Linked DNA regions of Homo sapiens: region 2 is linked to region 1. The links are chromatin loops, found by intact Hi-C in ENCODE. Cell type or tissue: OCI-LY7. All regions are shown on one strand. Links, peaks and the distances in the headings refer to the core of each region. The heading gives the core; the rest is flanking DNA. Region 1 overlaps ITK (IL2 inducible T cell kinase). Region 2 overlaps CYFIP2 (cytoplasmic FMR1 interacting protein 2).

What was found. Peaks named below come from ENCODE experiments on the same cell type or tissue, not always from the same donor. Only the 100,000 strongest peaks of a DNase experiment are listed, where the experiment ranks them.
Region 2: it touches region 1 in a loop (4-fold over the local background); 73 of 110 quality-filtered maps call a loop at or near these places.

What each region holds. Positions count from the first base shown.
Region 1 is chr5:157,248,536-157,258,690 of GRCh38, reverse strand. ITK (IL2 inducible T cell kinase) reads right to left here. Exons shown (of 17, transcript NM_005546.4): 16 at 9,684-9,841; 17 at 3,506-6,084. The coding sequence ends at 6,013. Among named protein-coding and RNA genes, the nearest start is that of CYFIP2, 13 kb to the left of the region's middle. RefSeq lists enhancers at 5,206-5,255, 5,646-5,705. In OCI-LY7, for the core only: CTCF peaks have their summits at 4,847 and 5,050 (motif pointing left); DNase peaks (open chromatin) are centred at 5,010, 5,430 and 5,750; H3K4me3 peaks cover 459 bases; H3K27ac peaks cover 796 bases.
Region 2 is chr5:157,325,549-157,335,598 of GRCh38, reverse strand. CYFIP2 (cytoplasmic FMR1 interacting protein 2) reads right to left here. Exons shown (of 31, transcript NM_001037333.3): 17 at 9,961-10,050; 18 at 9,332-9,428; 19 at 7,550-7,626; 20 at 4,749-4,857; 21 at 2,153-2,272. Among named protein-coding and RNA genes, the nearest start is that of FNDC9, 15 kb to the left of the region's middle. In OCI-LY7, for the core only: CTCF peaks have their summits at 6,778 and 6,998 (motif pointing left); a DNase peak (open chromatin) is centred at 7,008.

The sequences.
Region 1 (10,155 bases), core at 1,101-9,100:
TCAGCACTACATTTGGGGGCCGTTTTATTTATTTATTTATTTATTTATTTATTTATTTATTTATTTATATGAAGTCTTGCCCTGTCGCCCAGGCTGGAGCACAGTGGCGGGATCTTGTCTCACTGCAACATCCGCCTCCCAGGGTCAAGCGATTCTCCTGCCTCAGCTTCCCAAATAGCTGCGACTACAGGCATGCACCACTACACCCAACTAATTTTTGTATTTTTTAAGTAGAGACAGGGTTTCACTATATGTTGGCCAGGCTGGTCTCAAATTCCTGACCTCAGGTGATCCACCCACCTTAGCCCCTCAAAGTGCTGGGATTATAGTTGTGAGCCACTGTGCCTGGCTGGGGGCCATTTTAAACAGCAAAATCACCAGAAAAAAAGTACAGAAATGCAGAAAATGTGTCACTAAATAGACTGAGAAAAGCCACTTGTTTGCAGCATGAGAGCTGAACGCCACTCTGTTTGACCTCAGTTGGGAATGTGTATATGGAGCAACGCAAAATTTTTACTGCTCCACACTTTGGCATGTCATGAATGACTGCAGGAAAAGCCTCCAGGATTGATTTTAGGGTTATAAACAAATTTTATCCAGTAGACAAATTTACCAATACAGAATCTACAAGCAATGAGAATCGATTGCATTGGTTTATGTGTTGAGCTTTTTCACTAGGCTGAGCCCTCTTATAGGAAGGATTGGTGTCTGTACTAGGTATCTTCTCTTTGTCTCCCCAGATCCACTCCACTCTCTCACCCTGCACTCTGGTCCTGGAGACTGACCTCTATGGACTACCCTACTAGGGCTCCCTTGTCCTCTGCGTTCAGTGGGATTTGACCAATAGAAGACCCAGTTGATGGGAGAAAGGAAGGAGAGTGAGGCAGAGTATTGATGCCCCTGGCTTCCTCCCTGTGATGTTGCCTTGGGTTTCCTCTGTCCCTTACTAAAGGTCTTCTCCTTTAAGGCAGCACTCTCCAATATTCTCCTTCCATATTTAAATGACCACTCTCCCTTGTTATCCCTTCAGGCCTAGGGGGTGATAACTACTTGTTTCAAGCTACTCAAGCTGCTATAACAAAATACCTTAGACTGGGTAATTTATAAACCACAGAAATTTATTTCTCACAGTTCTGGGGACTGGGAAGCTCAAGACCATGGCGCCAGCAGATTCAGTATCTGGTCAGGGTTTGCTCTCCGCTCCATAGATGACACCTTGTTGCTGTGTTCTCATATGGCAGAAGGGTAAAGGGCAAAAAGGGACTACCTCCTCAAACCTTTTCATAAGGGCAGTAATCTCATTCATAAGGGCAGAGCCCTCACGGCCTGATCATCTCCTAAAGGCCCCACCACTTAATACTATTGCACTGGAGATCGTTTCAATAGGAATTTTGGAGGAACACAAACATTCAAACCATAGCATGAGTGCCCCGCTGTGGTTTTCCTCTGTACCACTTTCTAAGGTTCTCCTAAACTGAACCACACAGTTTTAAATAGTCCTTTTGTCAAAAAGCTCTCCTCGAATTATACTAATTTGATTGTGACGTGCTTGGTCCCTAACTGATGAGATATCTTAGTCATCTTTTTAGATCATGTACCTAACAAAGAGTCATAGTAGATGAATGGTAACCATTTATGAAATAAGTAAATGAACTCTAAAACTCCGTCTACCACTCATTGTCTGTATGACTCTGTTATACTACAAGCCAACTATACATTGTACCTTGGGGAGAATCTCAAAGTCATTGCAGACACACTCTTACACAACCATACACACACCCCTAGTGCTGGTACCAAGGGGTGGCTCTGGGAAGTGAGCCTCAGTGCACCAAAATTTCAGCACCTTCCCCATTAAAGCCCACGCAAATTAATATCTATTCTAAAGTAAAACCATGTGCTTACTGTTCAAATGCAGCTTCCACCCCTAGCCCTCTGTTCCTGACCAGGCCACCTTCCCAAGCCCTCTAATTGGGAATCTGCAGCTCTTTCTGCACCTGATGATGCACATACTCCCTGTCTTGCTGAATGAGGTATTTCTGTCTTTTCCTCAAAAGGGTGGCCTTAGGTGTTGGGAGATTCTGAGAAGAGCAGGGTCTGCAGGAAAAATCCTCTGAGAAGCAGATCTGTTCCTCCAATCTGCTTTTGACTTTCTCATGTGGATGATTTGGCAGTGGGATTCAAGCACAGAGGTGAGTTCTAGGAAGGACTGCATGGAAGCCTTGGGCTTTCTCTTCCATGCTCAGTGGTTGACTGGCGCATGACCTGGCTCCTGCAATGGAGCTGGGCATTTGGTGGACTGAAAGGCACAGAGTGCTCAGCACACCAAAACTATAACCACCCAGCCTTTATATTACTGGGGTTTTAAGAAGGAAAGCTATTTTATTGCTATCTAAAGTGAATGACGTACTCCAAATTACAATTTCCATATGTCACCCACACAACAGATGACAGTGAATGATTAGGAAAAATAATATGGTACTGTGAACAAGGCAAAGATAATCTCCAAATTAGTTTCTTTTCCATTGGCTTTGCCTTTCTCAAATCCATTCACTATGCTGCTGCCAGAATATATTCTTAAACACATCGCAAATTTGACCTTCTCTTCCTGTGCAATGACATCTTTTCTACCTATAGGGTGAAATTCCAACTTCTTGGTCTTTTAAAGTATAGTTCTTTCATAGATTTATAGATTCAGTTTCAATTTACCCACCTCTTCTATCATCCTTACCCTTGCTGAGAAAATAGACACACACACACACACACACACACACACACACACACACACACACACACAGCGCGCACGCGCATGCGCGCATGCTCCAGCAATAGTGAACTGACAATAGCTTCCCAATACTTCCTGTTCTCTCTCTACCTGGAAAGTATGTCTCTTACTTCTGCCCACTTACTTACCTTATAACTCATAAATTTATCTTCAAAACTGGCTTAGACAGTATATCCTCGCGACAGTGCTTCTTAAACTTTAATGTGTATACGATTACCTGCAGATCTTGTTAAAATGACAATTCTTGCTCGGTAGGTGAGGAAGAAGCCTGAGAATCTGAATTTTTCACAACATGGTGATGCTATTGCTGCTGGTCCAGGGACCACACTTTGAGTAGCAGGGCTCTAAGAAGTTTCCCTTGATGTCATCCTTTCCCTGATAGATTCCATCACTTATTCTGGGCTCTTCTCTTCTTTGACCACAGTTTTTTGTTGTTGCCCTAATTGTTCTATTATAATTTTATTTCTTCATATGTTTTCCTTTTCAATCAGACTAGGAATTTTTTAGAAGTAAAGACTATGACTTTTCCATCTTTGTTTTCATGAGGATGCATACACTGAACTGTGTGCATGAACCATAGGAACGTTTGATATTTACTTGTTGAATGAATGTTGTTCAATGATATGTAATCTTTAATTGTCTGTGGAAAATGAAACAATGTAACCATTTTTACTTAAGGAAAAGTTCTGAGAGTTTGCGATTTAAATAAATATGGAACCGAGGCCCTATGCACCATATTTATTAAAATGCAGCTTTAATATTGCTATATTCAACTTTTAACTCTGTGTGCTCTACAAAGGATAACAGGTATTTGTAACATTTTTATTTTGAACACTAGCAGTGACTGTACATTAATAAATATGCATCTGATCCAAATATAAATACATAGTCTCAAAAGGTACAAAATGCAAAATCTACGAAATAAAACTAGAACCAAAACTCTGTATAAGGGAGTTCTCTACAAACACAGGGGACCATTTAAAAAATGTGAGAAGAGAAAAACCAGGCAGGAAGCCCATTTTGCGGGATAGGGCACCAGGAGGTGAAGAATGTACACATGTACAGTTGAGGATTAGATGAATCTGAGCTTGAAAAAGGTAATACCATGCACAGGGGAATTTTCTAAACCAAACCACAGAGATCAGTCAATTCCAATGTTTTCTTTCTAGACTGAATGTTCCAGAAATCATCTCTAATTAAGGATCCCAAAAGATAATGTACAAAATTCTAAAAAGTAAACAGAGATAATTTTGGATAAGCTGAGTAAAATCATCTTCTGAATGACAGAGTTTTATCTTGAGGCTCTCCACTTCACAATAATTATAATTAAAAATTATGCATCTGAATCTCAAGCCAGTCAAAACGTCACATGATTTAGAAAGAGCCAATTGCAACACCATCCTCTCTTATATCAGGGAATGTCCCTCCTCATGAAGTGTTCAAGAAGACTACAGCTGAAAGTTGGAATGATAATTAAAGGAAGAACTCATACTTCTACAGAAGAATCTTTTAAAGTTGCTTTGAAGCTCGTCTATAAATGGCTTCAAGCAACATGACTGGTTGGTTGTGAGAATTAAAGGGTCATTAACTGAATAACTCCAAAGTCATTAACATGACCAAGGTAAGGATACAGAATAGGAAAAGGAAAATCCTATTCCAAGTTGGAGGGCCATGCCATCAACCACAGTGGTCTGTGCCAGAGCAACACTATTCGCTAGTGGTTCTATACTGACTTCTTTACTGGCTTTCCATCTTTGTATTTATTCCCTCTGCAATCCGTTTCATTTTCAGTAGAAGCCAGTGTCGAATAGGAATAAAGAATCTGTGTATTGCGGTCAGACAGATTTGGGCTAGAATACCAGCTCTAGACTTTCTAGTTCCATCACTTTGGGCAGATGTCTTGGCTTTTTAAAGCCTCAGTTACATTATTTGTAAAATGGGAATAATAATATTACCTCATGGGGATGTGAACCCAGGGTGAACAGAGATTTTGCAGGGAAGTCTCCTAGCTCAGTACATATTCACCTTGCATATAGAAGTGCTCAAGCCAGAGTAGGCACTCTCATGCCTCTTGGAAGCACCCCAGTCAGTGCCTGACTGTTTCCATCCTGATGGTTTGAGCAAAAACAGACTCTTTATTTCTCTCCTAGAATTTTAGGAGACTTGGAGTCTCAACCTTAAAATTGCTCAACCCTAGGGCCTAAACAAGTTTCAATTGCTCGCCAAGGGAACATTGACCAACACAATGCTGCCCTCTGTTGATGAGGATCGGATAGTGCAGAGAGGGGGGGCTGATTCCCAGAGGCTGGAAAAAAGGATGTTTTTCAGAAGTAATCATTTCTTCTCAGGATGCTGGTGGAAGCATTCTGTGCAGAAGAGGAGGCATAGTCACCTGCACAGCTTGGTATAAAAGATGAGCTTGGTATAAAAGAAGAGACCTAAGATCTCTTCTTGCACCACATGGTTCTCCACCGTCAGAGGTTCTCTTGTTCTGGTGCAGACATCAGATACCCAATGCTCCAAGCATGGGACCTGAACTGTTCACCCCAATCCATCCAATGGGTCTCGCCATGCTCCCTTCAAGGAGAGAGGTAGCAGCATACTCTGTAAAACCTCATAAAGCTGCTTCTCAGAATATCCGGCCTCCTGTGTGAGCAGCTGCTCTATCATTCTCTACGGCAGGAAGCTGTGGCTGACAGCATCACAGCAACAGAGCACACTCACTCTAATCTTACTTAACTCACCAGTTTTCTTGGAAAAAGACTCATGCTCTTTGTTCCCCTTGCCTCCATATCCTGGGATACTGTGTTGTTGGGTCAAATAAAAAGTCCCTGGAACCATAAACTTTAGATTCATGTTAAAAATAACAATAAAAATAGCAATCTGGGTCTTACTCATGTCTCTCTCTGTTGCTAAGAAGTGCAAGAATGCTGTCTGAAAGCTGTCAGGTTGAGGTTTGTGCACCACATGTGACAAGAGGCTAGAGGAAGGGCAGAGACATCACTCCTGTTCTGGCTCAGCTCCCAGCTTGGTGGCTGACCCTCCAGCTGTGGCTTGACTGCCAGCTGTGGTCAGGATGCTGCTTCCATGGTGACTCAGGGACTGATGCCACAGGCCAGGCTGCCTCTGGAGGGTCCTGGGCTGGTGGCAGCTTCTAATGCTCTATGGAATGAGGACATATCCTTCCTCCATTCAGGATCTGCAGCCCGTGGCCTGGTACTCAGTCTCTACTAAAGTCCTGATTCTGCAATTTCAGCCAGTTGACGCAGCAGTCTGGAGAAGGCTGGCCGATCTTCTGGTCTCTGGAGAGGGAAAAAAGAACTCTGTAAGTTCCTTGTACTTATGCGTCATAGGTAAATCCAAAACAAACCAGAATTTAATAGCAGCATCCCCTGTGGATTTTTGTATGTGCTTCCATGTTGACTGTATTCCATATACATTGTCCTAGTTGTTAACAGCAGGTATTCTGGAATCCAAGGGACTAGTGTTTAATCTCAGTTTTACCACTAATTAGCTGTGTGACATTCAGCAGGTTATTTAACCTCTTTGAACCTCAGTTTTGTCATTTGTAAAATGGAGATAATAATAGTATCTACCTCATGAAATTGTTTTGAGAATTCAATAAATCACATATAAAAATATATCAAGAAATTAATGCTAAAGAACACCAAAAAATGAAATATCTGGGTATAAATCTCAGAAAATATCTACATGATCTAAATGAGAAAAAATTAAAAATTCTAATAAAAGAAAGCAAAGAAGATCTAAATAAATGGACAGATATTCCATGTTCATGGACAGGAAGACACTATAGTGTTAAAATATTAGTTCTTCCCAACTTGACTTATAGATTCAATATAATCCTAATAAAAATTCAGCAAGTTATTTTTTTTAGATATTGACAAACTGACTGTAACATTTATACGGAGAGGCAAAAGACCCAGAGAGCCAATACAATAATGAAGAAGAACAACAAAGCTAGAAGACTGACCCTACCTGACTTTAGGACTTACTCTAAAGCTACAGTAATGGGAGAGGATGGTGCTAGTGAAAGAATAAACAAACAGATTAATGGATCAGCCCAGATATAGATCCATATAAATATAGTAAACTAACATTTAACAAAGGAACAGAGGAGAAAGGGTATAGTCTTTTCAACAAACAGGGCTGTAATAATTGGACATCCATATGTAAAACAATGACTCTAGTCACAGACCTGACACCTTTCAGGAAAATTAACTCAAAGTGGATCATAGACCTAAATGTAAAATGCAAAATTATAAAACTTCCATAAAATAAAAAGTAACATAGGAGAAAATTTGGGTGACATTGGGCTTGGCAATGAGTTTTTAGATGTAAATCAAAAGCACAATTCATGAATAAATAAGTTGATGTTGAGCTTTGTTAAAATATTTGAAAAGTCTTCTCTGTGAAAGACACTGTCAAGAGAATGAGAAGACATGCCACAGACTAGGAGAAAATTTTGCAAAACACATATCTGATAAAGGACTTGTATCCAAAATATACAAAGAACTCTTAAAACTCAACAATAAGTAAACAAACAACCTGATTGAGAAATGGGCAAAAGATCTGAATAGATATTACCAAGAAGATATACAGGTGGCAAATAAGCATATGAAAATGTTCTTAACATCATATGTCATTAGGAAAATGCAAGTTAAAACAACAATGTAATATGACTACACATCTATTAGAACCACTGAAATCCAAAACAATGAATGCTAATAAGGAACTCTCATTGCTGGTGGGAATGTAAAATAATACAGCTACTTTGGAAGACATTCTGGCAGTTTCTTAAAAAGTTAAACATAGTCTTACCATATGATTCAGCAAGCATACTCTTAGGCATTTACCCAATTGAGTTGAAAATTTATATACAAAAATCTGCACATAAACATTTATAGCAGCTGTATTCATAATTGTTTAAAACTGAAAGCAAGCAAGATTTCCTTTGGCAGGTAAATAGATAAACAAACTGTGGCATATCCATACAATGGAATATTATTTAGCAATAAAAAGAAATGAGCTATCAAGCCAAAAAGACATGGAGGGACCTTAAAGGCATATTACTAAGTGAAGGAAACCAGTCTGCCTGAGCACTCACACTTATAATCCCAGCACTACGGGAGGCCTGAGGTGGATTGATTGCCTGAACTCACCTGGGCAGCATGGCAAAACCCTGTTTCTACCAAAAATACAAAAAATTAGCTGGGCCTAGTGGCACATGTCTGTGGTCCCAGCTACTTGGGAGGCTGAGGTAGGAGGATCGCTTGAGACTGGGAGGCAGAGGTTGCAGTGAGCTGAGATTGCACCACTGCACTCCAGCCTGGGTAACAGAGTAAGACCCCATCTCAAAAAAAAAAACAAAACCCCACAAACCCAAACAAACAAACACAAAAACTGAAAACAACCAAGATTTCCTTTGGTAGGTAAATAAATAAACTATGATATATCCATACAATGGAATATTATTTGGCAACAAAAAGAAATGAGCTATTAAGCCACGAAAAGACATGGAGGGACCTTAAAGCATATTACTAAATGAAAGAAACCAGTCCGAAAAGCCTACATGCTGTATGATGCCAATATATGGCATTCTGAGAAAGGCAAAACTATGAAGACAGTGAAAAGATCAGTAGTTGCCAGTGGTTTGGGGATGAGGAGAGGGATAAATGGGTGAAGCACAGGAGATTTTTAGTGCAGTAAAACTATTCTGTCTGATACTATAATGATGGATACATGAATTTGTGAAAACCTACAGAACTCTACAGCACAAAGACTGAACCTTAATGTAAACTATGAACTTTAGTTAATGTATGAATAGAGGTTCACTAATTGTAACAAATGTATCACACTCATGCCAAATGTTAGTGAACAGGGAAACTGTTCAGGTGAGGTGGGCATATGAGAACTCTGTACTCTTTGTTAAAAAATAAAGACTATTAATTTAAAAAAATCAATAAATGATGGTTAAAAGAGGGAAAAAGTGCCAACTGAATGTCAGCCATCATTATTATTATTGTAGCTAATCCTTATGAAGTGGATAAGATTTGTTTTATGCCCTCCTTTATGTCTCTATTGTTTCTTTGTTTCTGATTATAAAAGCTCTATGAACTCACAGACCAAGCATTATTTAATTCTCTTAACAGTAAGAAAAAGGAAGTTCAGAGAATTGTCAAAGATTAATGGCAAATAAATGGTAAAGCTGAGACAAAATCCTAGTGTTCCAAATTTTTTGTATTCCACCTTGTTGTCGTACAATGATCAGAATTTTTATTAATTCTCTGTTTCAGCAACTTTCCACTTTGGCTGAAATGTATGATTTTCTAACTCAGCAAAGACAGCAAAGACTAAGACTCATAGTGATGGGGCTCAAGCCATGGCCTGCAATCCAAGGTTGGGGTAAATGAGCCACCTGGGCGGGTACAGAGGAATTGGCTCCCCATTTTAAATGCAGAATGAATAAAATGAACTCAAATTAAGCCATTTTAATATTTTCATAGTGCAAGTGAACTTTGTTCCCCAAGTTATAGAACTAACTTCCTGTGCTTTTAATGGTTTTATGATGTTACAGACTTTTTTTCTCTTCTCAGAAAATCGAGAAGGAAGCTGGCATAGGCCACACCCCATCCTCCTCTCTGAAGCTATGCTTATAGCTTGTGACATTATGTAGCAAACCAAATAATATTTAAGGTCGCCTTCAGCTCCTTTAGGGATGGGGGATCTATCCCGTTAACAGATCCTCAAAGTCATGTTGTTGCTAATCTATATTAGTTATCCCTCCTGCCTCATCCTTCTGAGAGGGTTCCTTTCTCTAGGGAAGGAGGGAGGTCCTCAAATTGTATACGACAATGCATGGGGAAGCACTTCCTCCACTGACCTCTTTCCAGCAGTGATTCATAATCTGGTAGACGTGTGTGGAGGCCAGCCGGGGCTTGTACAACCGAAATCCGGTACTGATGTCTTCCACCACCTCTGAGTTGCTTCGGTTTTCATACGGGATTTTGCCTTCACTGAAAACTTCCCACATCAGCACACCTACAAGAAATGGTGAGCACAGCACAGTGAATGACAAAGCCCACAGACAGCAAACAAACCAACCTGCCTCTAGAAATTACAGACTCCTTGCATTAGGATTCATGTGCTACCTCCAGAAGTGCATCAAGTCTACCTGAGGCTTATTAGGCCTGTCCTATTTTTAAAGAACTGAAATTTCCCAACCTTTGTAGTGGAGAAGGATTTTCAAGATGGACCCTTTGTTGTACCAAACTCAAATGCTACAACTAAGAGTTGTAGACTCAAATGCCAAGATGCAGGATGTAAATGAATGGAGTGCAGGAGGTGTGACACTA
Region 2 (10,050 bases), core at 2,051-10,050, 76 kb before region 1:
CTCTCATCTTTTTTCCATAAGCTATTATTTATTAAGTGCTAACTATGTATACAAAAGACTCTTGGGAGGCCAAGGCAGGCAGATCACGAGGTCAGGAGCTTGAGACCAGCCTGGCCAACATAGTGAAACCCCATCTCTACTAAAAATACAAAAATTAGGTGGGCCTGGTGGCACATGCCTGTAGTCCCAGCTACTCAGGAGGCTGAGGCAGGAGAATTGCTTGAACCCTGGAGGCAGAGGTTGCAGTGAGCTGAGATCACGCCACTGCACTACAGCCTAGGCAACAGAGCAAGACTCCGTCTCAAAAGAAAACAAAACAAAAACAAACAAACAAAAAAACAGGTAGTATCTCATTTTATCCTTATAGTAACCCTAAGAGGTGGATTCTGATATTCCCTCCATTTCTATAGATAAGGAAACAGGCTTGGAGAAGCTGAGTAACTTGCACAAGATCACACAGCTAGTAAGTAGCAGGGAGAGGACTGGGACCCTAGGTATGATGTTAGAGTCCCAGTTCACTGTCACTTTATTTTTATACTTTGTCCACTTAAAATAAAAACCAACTTTATTTAAAAATAATGTTAGACTTACAGAAAAGTTGTAAAAACAGCATACCCTGCATATCCTTTACCCAGCTTCCCCACTGTTAACATCTGGCGGAACCATAGTGCAATCATCAAATGAAGGAAATTAACTTTGGTACAACACTATTAGCTGAATGACAGGCTTTATTCAGGTTTCACCAGTTTTCCCACTAAAGTCCTTTTTCTGTTCTAAGATTCAATCTAGGATTCCATGTTGCATTTAGTTGTCAGGTTCCCTTATTCTTTCCTAATTTGTAACAGTTTTCAGTCTTTCCTGTCTCTCAAGACCTGCGCACTTTTGAAAAGTATCATTCACTTTTTTTTTTTTAAATGGAACTCGATTTGGGTTCATCTGATATTTTCTCATAATTAGATTGAGATTGTGCATTTTGGCAAGAATATATGTTGATAACAATAATATGTCTTACTGGTAATATTAACTTTGATACTTGGTTAAGATGGTGTCTGCTAATTTTCTCCATTGTAGAGTCATTCTTCCCTTTGTAATTAATAAACATCTTGGGGGAGATACTTTGAGACTATGCAAGTATCCTATTTCTTCTCAAAGATTTTTTGGTTAAAAAAATTTTGTTATTGTGGTAAGATGTACATAAAATTGAACATTTTAACCATTTGTAGGTGTACTGCGGCATTACGTACATTCACATGGTTGTGCAACTATCAGCACCATCCTTTTCTAGAAGTGAAACTCACCTTCTCCAACTGAAACTCTGTATCCATCAAACACCATCTTCCTCTTCCCTGGCAACCTACCCTATGTCTCCATGAATTTGCCTACTGTAGGAACCTCATATAAGAGAAATCATGCAGTATTTTTCTCAAAGTTCTGCCCACTTATTTTAGCAACCATTGACAGATCTTGCCTACAATTTTTATTATGTTCTAACGGTGATTTTCCATTTCCCACTCCTTCTGTTCATTCGCTTTTGAAGGCACTGAAATCTTCCTTTGATTCACTGAAAGAACAACCAGTCAAGTTTACTCTAATTCTTGAAGAGAGAGAATTAGCAGAGAGTCGTTTTAATTGCTGTTTTCTGGGAGAAAGGAGTAGGCCTATTCCAGGCTTGTGCATCAGAACCAGTTACATAATCTGCAGGGTGCAATGTTTAATGAAAATGTGGGGCCCCCTTGTTTAAGAATTTCAAGATAGTGAAGCAGAATGGTAAACCAGCTGCAAAGCCCTTCTGGGCCTTATACTACTGCACACCTGTGAAGCCAACCCTCTTGTGCAATTTTCCCTAGCTTCTTAGGACCCCTCACCTACTTGCTCAGCCTGCAGGATCCTAAGGACATGCAGCTGTGTCTGAGGGTTGGCCATCTCTAGAAATCTCAAGGAGACCCCCTCCATGCTATCGTTCCCAAGGCAATCAGGAACGTAAGATTACTCTTATTCTGTGTAAGTTTTTCTTTCCCAGCTCCATTCAGATGGGAAAGAGACTCACTGCCCCTCTTTAACTGGCCCAGCACTAGACTAACTACAGTCCCCATCTAGGCTTCTAGTCTGAGAAATCACAGAGCAGAAATCCCACACGCTCCCAGACTCTTACCACAATGGAGGTCAGGTCCTCACTCTCAAAGCGGCTGATAGCTTGGTCCAAGGATTTATACATGGCGGCAGAGATGCGCTGGGTAATGAGTCTGTTCAAGTCAATTGATCTACCCAACAGCTGGATGAAGAGAGAGAGAGAAAAGTTACTTAAAATTCACACTGGCCAGGTGCAGTGGCTCATGCCTGTAATCCCAGCACTTTGGGGGACCAAGGTGGGAGTGAGACTGCCAGGTGGGAGGGGTTTCCTGGAGAAACTCCAACCAGCCTGTCCATTGAGGTGGAGCCTCGGGAAGTTTATGATGTTTGCAGCAGGGAGGAGCCTGGCCCCTCCTCTTCTTGTGTGGAACCTGGGATTCCAACGGCCTGGCGGGAAGCTCTCTAGCTGAGGGACTCTGGCCTTGTGAGAGTCCCTGTTTCCCTCCTTTTTTTCCCTTTTCACCCAATTAAACCCTGCTTTACCTACCCTTTAAACAGTCTGCAAGCCTAATTTTTCATGGTCATGGGACAGACAAGAACCCCATCTTTAGCTGAACTGAGAAAAAGTCCTGCAACAGGAGGATAGCTTGAACCCAGGAGTTTGACACCAGCATGGGCAACACAGTAAGAATCTGTCTCTACAAAAAATAAAAAAAATTAGCCAGGTGTGGTGGTGTACGCCTGTAGTCCTAGCTACTTGGGAGGCTGGAGGTGGGAAGATAGCTTGAGCCCAAGAGTTTGTGGCTGCAGTGAGCTATGACTGTGCCACTGCACTCCAGCCTGAGCGACAGAAAGAGACCCTGTCTCTTAAAAAATAAATAAAGATTCGCGCTGACACCTGACAACTACGTGCATGCACCGATAAGAAACTGGATTAAAATTACAAAGGACATAACTGGGACGAATGGGAACTGTATTTAGAAAGTAGTATTGTCAAATTTCCTGAGTATCATCATTCTATTCTGTTTTTATAAGACAACGTCCTTGTTCTTAGGAGATATAGGCTGAAGCATTCAGGGGTGAAATGTCATGATTTGGCAACTTAAACTCTCAAATAGTTAAGAACAAAAGTATGTATATTCATCCCCCACACACAAACATACGCACTGTATAAGTGCTAGAGAGAAAATACATACATGAGAGAAAGAATGTGAACTAAATATGGTAAAACATTAATAATTGCAAATCTGGCTAGGGGATAAATAAGTGTTTATCGTATTATTCTTTCAACTTCCCTGTAGGCTTGAAACACAGGAAGTTTAGGAAAAATACGATTCACTCAGGCTGTGGGAAGAGGTTCAGGGTAGGCTCTGGCTTCCCATAAGTGTTTCTGCTGACATCCCAAATTTAGCCCTGGGGTTCTTTCTGCCATCTTTCTTGCACTCAATTCAGTCACCAGGGCACAGCAGCTGCCTCAGCAAGGGCCCACATTGTGCCTTCATGAGGGAAAATTTAAAAGCAAGAGGATGAAGGTCTGATTACAGAATGGAAAATATAACTTAAGGTACTTTCCACTGGGGTACACGCGGGCATTACTGCAGCTGCTATGTAGATAGCAATGAACATTTGTTGAGTACCTGCTGTGTCCACAGCACTTTGCTAGGTGTCAAATGATTATTCTTAACTATTTTATTTTTCAACTTCTCTTTTGGCATCAATTTTCTACCAACTGACCAGGGCCCCTTATAGCCATCTTATGCACACATAAAGCCCTCAGTATTTAATATCCTGTGGCTAATTCTGGCTGCATTGTAACCGATAGCAGTAATCTTCTGAAAGGGTGAAAGAAAAGCTCTCATTGAGCCCCTGTTGTTGACAGAAGTACAAATTCTATTTTTCCCCCCTCTTAATGATTCTCCATCTCCCTTGGATTTCTCATAGTAATGGGAATGTCCAGGGTTTCTGAGATGAATTCTTTCCTTTTCACCTCTGGCATGATCTTAGCCTCAGCCTGGCCCTTTCACAAAGACCAGGACCACATAATAAGCACACAGACGTCACAGCATAAAGGCCATTTTGCCACCCGCTTGGCCAACAGCAGGGCTGTAGGAGGAGGGCTCGACATCTGCTGGGGCATCTCTTATGCTGTCTGTCTGCCTCACATTAATATTATTAAATGGGGATGTTTCTCAGTTCCCAGCAACATCTCCTCTACATATAGGGTCAAATGTTAATAGAAACCAACTCTGCACACAAAAAACCCAATTTCTACCGTGGATTTGCCCTGACATGCTTTCATTTCAAAGGCGCCACAGTCTTCCTCACTTAGACCGGCACTTGGGCCCTGTTCAGGGACAGATTTACCCATCTCTAAGTGGCAGTCCCAGCTGAAAAAAGTGGGCTGCAGGTTATGATGAGAAGACAAAGGCTTTGGTTGCCATAACTTGTCAGAGGTTGGCTATAGATGGGTGGAGAAGCCCAGAACTTGAGCCAAAGGAAGCCCAATGCCTCTTTATTGTTTATGAGATCCTGAGGCTGTGCTACACCCAGGCTCGGAAATCCACACTGGCAACATGCCGGGCAGACAATACCCAGGCCTGATTTCTGATCTCTATGCTAACTTCGCAGCTGCTCTCTCCTGCCCCTTCCATCTCCAAGGTGGCTTCTGCTCCCCATACCTGGACGTGTCTCTGCTTCAGCAGTGTTTCATAGCGATTGGACGGTGGATACGGAATGATGACGCCATAATTCTTACACTCAGCTCGAAAACGTTTATCCAACAGGACACTGCAAGGAATAAAAGTGAAACAAGGCCAGTAAACAGATTGTGAATGACTCTCAACTGCCCAGATACATCTATTTCAGATCATAGGATCTACCCACAGAGCACTATCTTATATAACTTAAGTAAAATTGTTTTCTGCTCTAGACAAGTTACGTCAAATTTCTTTTCAGTCACAGAAGCTCAATATGTGAAACAGAGTTTCTAAGTTAAAGATGGGCAACACAGAAGTTGAGCCACTTTCCTCTTTTATTCATTTACTGCAAAAGCAATTGAGTGCCTGCTTGGTGTATCCCAGGAAACATTCTGGGTACTGGGAATACAAAGTTCCTGTCCTCATGGAGTTTATATTCGAGTGAGGAAAGACTGATAATATAAACACAAACAGAGGAATGGAATAATTTCAGATAATAGGTAACAGTTGCATAGTGTTTATTATTTCCCAGGCACTTTAAACACAAACACACACACACACACACACACACACACACACACACACACACACATTTTAAATCTCACCACAACCCTATGAGCTGAGAGTGTTACTATCTTTCACACTGAGGCATGGATTGCAGAGGAGAAGTGCTTTGAAAATAAGAAAATGGGATCATTTGGAGTTAGGAAGTCCAAAGTCTCTCTAAAGAAGTTTTGCTAAACAGAGACCTGAATGATAAAATTGGAAAGATCTAAGGGAACACTATCATTTACACAACAAGCTTGGTTACATTTAAGAAAAGGAAAGATGGCCAGTGTGGATAAAGTATAGTGCAGGTTGGAGAGCATGGTGCAAAATGAATTTATAACATGAGACCAGGGCCAAACCAGGTAGGGCCACACAGGCCATAGTAAAGTGGCTAGGTGTATTCTAGACATAACTAAAAGGCACCAAAAGGTTTTACGCAAGAAAGAGACACCATCTATATTTACACTGTCCAAAGTAGTAGCCACCAGCCACATGTGCCTACTGAACACTTGAGATGTGGCTGGTCCAAATTGAGATGGGCTGTAAACAGGATTTTGAGGACTTAGAAGAAAAGAATGAAAAATCTCTAATAATGTCTATATTGAGTGTATGTCAAAATTATAATGTTTTGGATATGTGGGGTTAAATAAAATATATTATTAAAATTAATTTCATCTGCTTCTTTTTCCTTTTTAAAATATGTCTGCTAAAAAATTTAAAATAACATCTCTGGCTCATATTTGTGGCCACATGGCATTTTGAATGAACAGGACTGACCTAGCTCATGGTTTTCTTCCTGGGCTTTCCCTGAATCTCTCAACCTCCTCAACTTCCCACACTTTAAAAAATCACTGATCTTACAGGGAAGGGTGTAGATAAAAGCCCATATGTCTGAAGAAGGAAGACCCAGGGTTCGACACGCCTGAGTCTGTTTATATAGATGATGGAACAGTGTATTTGGAATCAGAATTGTCTTACAGAAGCCAGAAACTCAACTCACTGTTAGAACCACATCCCATTCAATCCACAGATGCCTATTGACTACTTTGTGAAAGGCTGTGTTCTCTGCTTTCCTTGAAATCCTACGTGCATGCTTTCAATACTTTACAGCATTTAAGAGTCGCGTTATTTAATGCACATCCTGTGTTAACAGACACTTGTGTGTGCTGCACATCAACTCCTCTTTGAAATATATCAGGGCTACTTTGGCTGTTAAAAGCAAAATGAAGCAAATCCTTTTCATAGAAAAATTATTAAAGTAAGGAACTATCCTTGAAATTACTGGTTGGTATGTTTGGATTTCCAATAAGAAAGGAAATACCTATATATAAAATTTGAGGTTTTCCTCGATCAATGCTGTTACAGGTCCTTGAAACCCAAGAACTCACGAGGGTCTGAATCAACATATACTGGCAATACCAAGGAGCCTCTAAAGCTTGATACATCTCTGATCCAGACTTCTTCACTGGCCTCCTGTCTGGTTTGCACACACCCATTCCTCTCCAATTCATTCTCCATACATTTATATTTTTAAGAGAGTAAACTTTCAAAAGTAAATAAAAATCGAATCGGGTCACGGTTGTACTTTTGAAACCATTCGGAGGCATTCCACTCCCGGGAGAAACAGCTACAAAGCTGGTGTGCTCTGGCCCTGCCCACTCCCCAGCCTTAGCATGCAGCTTGCCCCCTCTAGTGGTGGTGAAGAGACACTGACATGTATTAATCCACAGGAATCCTCCCACAGCCCTGTGAAGTTGGCATGCTGTTATCATCATACTCCCACCGCAGGGTCCTTGCACAAGCAGTTCCTTTTGCCTGCAACGTCCTGCCCCATCCTTCACCTCGTTTTACTTCCTTCACTCCTACCAACTTCAGATAAGAACTCAGATGCCACTTCCGCAAGATGGCCTTTCTAGTTCCCCGCCCCCAAAGGTTTAACCATCGTACATTCCCATGAGCTTTTCCCTCACAGACAGCATGTAACCTCCTTGTCACTGTGCATTCATCGGCTTTTAGTCGATGTCTGTCTTTCCTGCTGGACTGCAGGCTGTGTGAGGTTAGCCCTTTATCTGCCTAGTTTCCTTTCCACTCTATCTCAGCACCCAGTCCGGGTCCGTGGAATGGCTCTGTTTTCCTAAGGTGCTAAAGAAGAAGGGAGGTTTCACAACAGAAAATCATGTCTTCTAGGTGGCAGTCTTAAGAGATTGCTACTCACAGCTCTGGGGCTTTCCTACCTGCCAGCCATGGCTTTGTAGTAAGCAAAGATCTGGTCTGCCAGCTTGTAGACAAACTGATCAAAACACAGGTTCACCTGGTGGAGAGGAAGCAGGAAACATCACTGGTGCCCGTTCAGCTTTATGACAGAAACTGAGCCAACTGAAAGACAGCAGTCAGGCAGGATTGCCCAGAGTGCATTCTGGGGAAAGACGCTTTGAAGGGGAAAAATATTCTGTGGCTAAGTTTGGGAGATTTGGTCCCTTGCTCTCAGGGTCCTCAGTCAGTGAACAGACAAGTCAAAGTTCAAAAAGGACCCAATCTCCCCACGGCCCCTCTCCTCAGCTGTTTCGAGGCCGCCTGCCTGGAGGGATGCAACAGACAGACTGTCAGAACCCATCAGTGCTCAAATTCGTCCGCTAACTCGGCAGCCTCCCCATCCATCTCTTCAGATGGATGTTATTTTCATTGTATTTTTCTTTGATTTGCAATTTTTTTTTTTTTTGAGACAGAGTCTTGCTCTGTCACCTAGGCTGGAGTGCAGTGGTGTGATCTCGGCTCACTGCAACCTCCGCCTCCCGGGTTCAAGTGATTCTCATCCTTCAGCCTCCCAAGTAGCTGGGATTACAGGCACCCACCACCATGCCTGGCTAATTTTTGTATTTTTAGTAGAGACGGGGTTTCACCATGTTGGCCAGGTTGGTCTCGAACTTCTGACCTCAGGTGATCCACCCACCTTGGCCTCCCAAAGTGCTAGGATTACAGGCATGAGCCACCACATGTGGCCACAAATTTGTTTATGAAGTTGATAGTCACATTTAAAAGCGCCTTCCTTCAAACTTTGCTTACATAACTTTGGTTTTTAATGAATAAAGTCTTGCCATTTCAGGGTCTCATCATCAGTGATAGACTGTGATGCTCAGGTGGGAAGATAATTCACACAGACATGAAGAATCAAACCAAATATTTCAGAAATGGCAAGAGCAGGACATGACCATGAGATGGGGCAAAGGCAGTAGCTAGGTAAGAGTCAAAGGAAACAGATCCTATTTACTGTCAGATTTAATATTTTAAGTCTTTCATGTTTAATATTTATGTGATTAACCTTTGGTCCTTTTTTCACCAGACTCTTGGCTCCATAAGGTTAATGATTCAAAAAGCTTTCAGATCTTTCATCTCACACCCTACGTGGTATGCAGAACACAAAACCCCAGCGCTGTGTTTAGTGCTTTCCTCAGACCCAGGTCACCGAGGCCTCTGACCTGCACTTTGAGCTTCAAGGGTCATCAGCGGACCTCCCTCCAGGCAAAGAATCCATAAGGTCAAGGTGGGCGTGTGCACTCAGGCCCCATTCTCCCCTTCTAGAACCAGTTCTGAGAAGCCTTCTACAGGCGGCTCAAGCCTCTTCCAGGGCCACGTGCTCTCTTCCCTGGCTTCCCCTCTGAGGGTGGACTCCACTATGGGTGTGTGTGACCCTAGGGTTTAGGTCTAGCCAAGGGCCACTGTTTTTGAGCAGAGTTGGCAGGCAGAGCTTGGGTATTTATACACATGCACATGAAGCCCTTCATGGTGCAGCACAGAGTTTGTGGGTGGGAAGAGAAAGGCAGCAGGCCCTGAGCTGGGTGTCTCAGTTTGTACTTCTGCCCTCAGAGGTTACACAGGCCTTCTGATGGCCATGGTTACAGAGATTCCTCTCCAGAACAAGTCACTGATACTCCTACTTCATGCTAATAGCAAAAGACTGGAAAAGTCCGGAATTTGGAACAAGATTAAAGGAGCAAAAAGAGAAGCACATCACTTGCCTCAGCTTCTATCTCATCGTACAGGAACTGCTTTTTAAACTTGGTCAGAGCATAGTAGGCGCTGTCGTTGTACAGATCCAGAGGGTAGAGGACATACCTGAAGAGGGAAAAACACAGCCAGCCGCTTGCTAATAACCCCCCTTAAGGAAGACAGCTTTATACTTGCTTGGGAAATAGAAACAAGTTCACAGTCAGGAAAAGACCATCTTTCATCCCTCTCTTACGTTCCTTGAGCCTCCACCGCTTAGAAGCAACTTACTTTACAGTCAGTCCAAAGAAAAAGTCCAGGGTGCAAATAAAACCAAGACTTGTAAAAATTCATTTGGGACTAAAACACATCAGGTAGCAGTTAAGAATACAAGCTACCTGCTCCTGAGATGATTCTTTTCTGAGCATAGCTGTTATGAGGCTGACAAGGCATAGGAAGGGCAGTTGGGCTGGGAAACTTCAGAATTTATCTGCAAGGCTGAATTAAATGATTCTGTCTGGCTGAGCTCTCCCTGTGGTGGGACATATGGCCTCATTTCTTGTCAACTCAGTGCTTCCTTCTGGAAAGAACGGATCTCCCTGGCAAACTGCCCTCTACTTGTACCCCAGGAGCCACTTGCTGGCCCAATCCTGCCTCTTACTCCATCATGGAAGGTTCTTTGGTTTCCAGGATATGGTCCGTTAGAATCCAGGGCATGGACATCTCGATGGGGAACTGGATTCGTCGGCCC